Linked DNA regions of Homo sapiens: region 2 is linked to region 1. Evidence: chromatin contacts called from ENCODE Hi-C data. All regions are on one chromosome and are shown on one strand. Each heading gives the region's core, a stretch centred on a gene start or an enhancer-like site at or near the end of the contact. The rest is flanking DNA. Distances are from core to core; before and after follow the strand shown.

Region 1 (2,641 bases), core at 94-2,593:
TGGTTTCATTCTCAGCTCTCCTTCAGCAATCCTGATCTGACGCTCCTGTGACAGACATTTGTCCACGTAAATACGGTATGTTTTCTGATTCTTCCTAGCAACTTCCTTTATAAGTAATCCACCCATACATTTACATGTTAATTCTAACAGAGTCCATAATAACGAGTGAGCTATTTTAACAGTGTCAGCAGAGACAGATTAAAGAATTGATGAAAAGTAATTCCGTGCAATTTAGGGATTACTCATCTTATTTTCACTAACAGATGACTGCCATCTTGTACAGATGTATTTCGCATACAGAAAATTACATTTAATCACAATATTGTTTGGGTGGGTTAGTCTGTAACTTGAAGTAAAATGTATTGACAGGATAAAATGAAAGCTTTGAAACAGTGCAAAGGTGGAAAAACGAGGTTGAGCGAGAAGCAGGAATTACCAATCTTCATGGTTAGAAGATTCATTAAACGCATTTGCCTTCAAATATTAGATTCTCTACAGAATGGTGGTAAAAAGGCCAGTGAGAAATTAACAATAGTGAGAACACCAGAGTAGTGTTAAACCACCTTGATAATCAGATGGCTCGGAGCAGTTTAAAGCCCTCACGAAAGAGGATTTTTTTTTACCTTCCCTGTCTCCCGCAATTAATGCCATTTCTAAAAGAGAAAATATGTCACACATCAGCGCTCAATAGGCTGACATGCTCCTCAAAACGTTCCTTAAAAAAAAAAAAAAAAAAAAAAAAAAAAAAAAAAAACTTGTGTGCAAATATTTCAGATGCCATTCCACCCCAAACCCGTTCCAAAACCTAAAAATCACTTTCAAGCCAAACTCACGGCTCGTTGGTGATTCACAGCCAGGATCTCGAGGCAGGAACAATAGTGCACTCACCCCGCATCCTCCTGAATCAGCCATTTCGGTAAGAAGATCCAGAAGCACTAGCAGTTTGTTTGTAATTTGTTTACAATTTAAAAGCAAGTTATTTCCCAAAGGAAATCTAAGCAATTGTTAAGTGTTTTACATTACGCAGTCGCCAATTTTACAATTCATATCATGAACCCACTTTGCCCTCCGCCCGCGTCCCTCTCGGAGCCCACGACGCTCAGCAGTCGAGCCCTGGCACCGCACAGCCCGTAGGAGCCTGGAGCGCTCCGCGTTTTGCCCCAATTTCCCTACTTGGGGGTCTCCGCTACAGCTAGAGCGGTCGGCCAATGGAGACCTTCTCCCGCACTCGCCGTCCCGCCTTCCAGTTCCACTGAAGCCAATAAAAAGGGCCGTCTGGAGACAGAAGCCAATGGGAGCTCGGGTAGAGTCATCATGATTGGCTGCGGTCTCTTCGTAGTGCAGTCTAGGCCTCCGCCTCCGTTACCCTGGAGCCCAGGTTACCGCCGCTGCCACCCAGGAGCCCCGATCCTCGCCTCTGTCCCATCCTTGTGTTCAAACCTCCCGCATCTCGGCAACCTCGGCACCCGCCCGGCAGCCTCCGCAGGAACCAGGCACCCGCTCTTTGGCGGTCAGACGCCGAGGCCCCAGCTGGGAGTTTGGTCCTAAGAGGGAAGGCAAGGAGGCGGGACGCCGCATCGGCTCTGCTGAAGAGCCTGCGGGTTGGAGGTGGGCTTTGAAGTGGGCGTGGAGACGGCGGGGGAGGTGGAGGTGCGAGGTGAGGCTGGGTTGAAGCGTCTGGTAGCTAGTGAAGGGGCGTTCGTGGATGGGGGCCTGCGGGTGGTTCTTAAAGCAGGGAAGATGAAGGGATTAGGGATGGGGGAGGATGTAGGGACCGCGAGGAGAAGGAAGACCTAGGAAAATGAGTAAAGAGCTCGGCTTCTGAGAGGGTCCCGAGGAAGGGAGGTTGACCGGCACTGGGGGGACTGGGAAGTTAGGAGGAGAGGAGCTGGGAAAGGGTATTTACTTCCTGGGACCGAGAAGAGAAGAAAGGGAGCAAGCGGATCTAGAGAAGTGGTTGTTATTAAAACAAACAAAACAAAAACCCCGGAGGCCCGTGGAGACTCAAGACTAGAGAGGAGGGGCAGGGCCAAGGGCCAAGACGGAAAAGGAGGCTTTGGTAGCTCTCGGATAATAATAGATGTGTTATTATTAAAACTGTGGTTAGAGTGGAAAGCCGTACTTGTCCAGGCTGTGATACTTCTATACATCCTTCAGGGATGGGATGAGAGGAGTAAAGATGGTTAGAAATAAAAGAAAAAAGAAAGTGCCTTTTTGGCATACTCGAGTTGGAGTCGGTACTCAGATACGTGATGTTTACGTTAGATAGACCGTGGGATAGTGTTTAACAGTGAAGAGCCCTGGTCCAGTTCATCTGATATAAACCCCTTTTTTGTTCACTTTGTTCTTTGGAAAGTATACTTGGGCACATACATATTTATTCCCCTCCTTTATCTTCACGTTAAGAACTTGCATTAGAGATATCTTTGCAATCAGAAGTCATCATTTAGTTTTTGGCAGAGGGAGTGGCTATATGTGTTTTAGAATGGTAAAACCGATGTTTCCAGTTCTTTACTCATTCCCTCTTTCTTTTGCATGGTTATTTTAATCTATGTTTTTTTCCAGTTGTTCCACATTTAAATTCTATATTACCATTTTAAATATTTCACTTTGTGATTTCCCATGTTAGCTAGTATGTTTA
Region 2 (2,641 bases), core at 91-2,590, 630 kb before region 1:
CAGCATTCTTATTGATTCCTTGCTAGTTCATGGGATTTAGATATTTTTCATCTCGGTAAGAAATATAGCCTTGTTGCCAATAGAAAGCAGAAAAAAGTGAGTTTCTCAGAACTCTCTTACCCCAAAACATGTTTGATTTGAGGAAATAGTTTAACAAGTCTCTCTGACAAGTTTCTATGATGTAGCAAAAAGTGCTTCAACATGAACTGTTAAAAATCGGTTTCTATTTTCTCCCAGATACTGATTGAGGAGAAGAGCACAAATAAGACACACAATATTGATGACTTCCTCTATCTTATAATGCAATTCATCCAATGTAAAGTTCCTGTAGTACCCTGTAAGTGTCCTGATAGATGAAAAAATACATGAGTGACTGCACTATGAGCCAAGAAAGACCTGGGTTTAAGTGTTACCTCCACGGATTACTAAACACTCTAAGGCTCCATTTCTTATGTGTAATAGAAAAATTATAACACTGAAAAGACTATAATAATTCATACATTTATTCAACAAATGTTTTTAAACTACTTAATATTATACAGACACTTTCCTAACAGCAGCAAACAAAACGAAAACATTCCTCATGAATGTTTACATTCTAGTCACAAGAAATGCAATAAAAACAAAATAAATGAAGGAAATATTTAGTTTGTTAGATGATGAACCAGGGGAGTAGGTGATGGAGGGAGGGAAACTACTATGATTTTTAAGGACATTGGGAAGACCCCACTGAGAGGTGACAGTTAAGCAAAGGGTTTAAATAAATGAGGATGTGTACCATGCATATATCTGAGAGAATAAATATTCTGGGCAGAGCGACCATCAAGTACAAAAACCATGGGGTAAGAAAATGTTTAATATATCAGAGGAAGGGCAAGGAGTCCAGATTGCCTGGTCTAGAGTAAAAGAAAGAGTAGTAGGAGATAAAGTCAAGGAGTTACAGGATGGAATGGGTAGATGATCAAGCAGGGCCCTGGAGGACATTGTAAACCCTCTTTTACTGTGAGAGCGAGTCAGAGAGCAGGTGAGTGAGAAAAACAGGAAGTTCTTGAGTACGGTCATGCCATTCTCTGAGCTGCATTTCAACAGGATCCTTCTGACTCGTATTTGGTGAATAGCCTGTCAATAGCAAGGGTGGACACAGCAAGATTGATTATCTGCTACTGCAATAATCCCAGTAAGAGATAACAATGCATAATAGCAGAGAAGGTGGAGAAATGGTGTGAGACTCTGGATATACTCTAAAGATAGAGCTAAAAGGATTTGCTGATGAAATGGATGTGCAGTATGAGTCACAGCAATACTAAGGATGATTCAAAGTCTTTTGGCCTGGGTAACCTGAAGGACAGAGTTCCCAGTAACTGAGAAAGGGAAAACTGTGAAGAAGCATGTTGGGTGAGAGATCAGCAGCTCAGGTTTGGAGATGTTTACTTTGAGATGCCCTCAGATATTCAGGTAGAGCTATCAATTAGACTGTTGGATATAAGTTGGAAGTCTTCAGCATAAAGACAGCATTTAATAACAAGGGATGGGATAAGATTACCTAGTAAATTTAAATAGAGAGAAAAGAAGAGATCTAAGATTGTAGCCTGGATACTCCAATGTTAACAAGACAAGCAGGTGAGACATAAATCAGCCAAGTTGAGAAGGAAAACAAGCCAGAGTTTGGAGGAAAACCAGGAGGAGAATGTGTTGTCCCAAAAGGAAGTGTTTCCAAGAAAAGAGTGATTAACTTGTGTCTATACTGCTATTAAAAAGTGAGATGAGGACTGAGGATTTTATCATTGGTGACCTTAACATGACCGTTTCTGCAAAGTAGGAGAGAAGAGAAAAAAAAAAAAAAAGCTTAATTGCAGTGACTTCAAGTGAGAATAGAGAATAGAAGCAGAGAAATTGAAGACAATGAGTAGTGACAATTATATGGAGAAACGGTGCTATAAAAGAGAGAAGAAGCCAGGCGCTATGGCTCACACCTGTAATCCCACCACTTTCGGAGAATCACTTGAGCCCAGGAGTTCAAGACCCTACAGCAAAACCCCATCTCTACAAAAAATACAATAAAAACATTAGCCGGGTGTGGTGGCACGTGCCTGTAGTCCCAGCTACTCAGGAGGCTAAGGTGGGAGGATCATTTGAACCCAGGAGGTCAAGGCTGCAGTGAGCTGAGATGGCACCACTGCACTCCACCCTGGGCAACAGAGTGAAATTCTGTCTTAAAAAAAAAAGAGAGAGAGAGAAGAGAAGAGAAAGGGAGCAGTCACTAGAGGGGAATATGGGGTCAAGAGAGTTTTGGGTTTTTTTGTTTTGAGATGTAGTCTCGCTCTGTCACCCGGCTGGAATGCAGTGGCACAATCTCCACTCACTGCAACCTCTACCTCCTGGGTTCAAGTGATTCTCCTTCCTCAGCCTCCCGAGTAGCTGGGATTACAGGCGCCCACGACCACGCCCAGCTAATTTTTGTATTTTTCGTAGAGATGGGGTTTCACCATGTTGGCCAGGCTTGTCTCAAACTCCTGACCTCAGGTGATCCACCCGCCCCAGCCTCCCAAAGTGCTGGGATTACAGGCGTGAGCCACTGCACCCAGCAAGACAGGTTTTTAAGATGGAAAAAATAACAGCATATTTGCAGGCTGATGGGAAT

Evidence for each region. A loop is a pair of places that touch in the nucleus more often than their neighbours do. Pooled maps may share reads with other maps.
Region 2: a loop to region 1 is called in a pooled map, with 5 times the contacts of the local background. The contact joins the enhancer-like site here to the promoter of LCA5 in region 1. A Hi-C loop is called at or near these places in 2 of 37 single-sample maps with no recorded cell type and 4 of 50 pooled maps.

The regions. Positions count from the first base shown.
Region 1 is chr6:79,536,132-79,538,772 of GRCh38, reverse strand. LCA5 (lebercilin LCA5) reads left to right here and starts at 1,343. Exons shown (of 8, transcript NM_001122769.3): 1 at 1,343-1,608. It also overlaps a transcript of SH3BGRL2 not described here. RefSeq lists enhancers at 1-299, 830-879, 874-1,447.
Region 2 is chr6:80,162,515-80,165,155 of GRCh38, reverse strand. The region is part of intron 3 of BCKDHB (branched chain keto acid dehydrogenase E1 subunit beta); the gene reads right to left. Among named protein-coding and RNA genes, the nearest start is that of BCKDHB, 57 kb to the right of the region's middle. Within about 2 kb of position 1,340, at least 5 of the 41 ENCODE cell types and tissues checked have a DNase peak (open chromatin) inside an H3K27ac peak, as active enhancers do.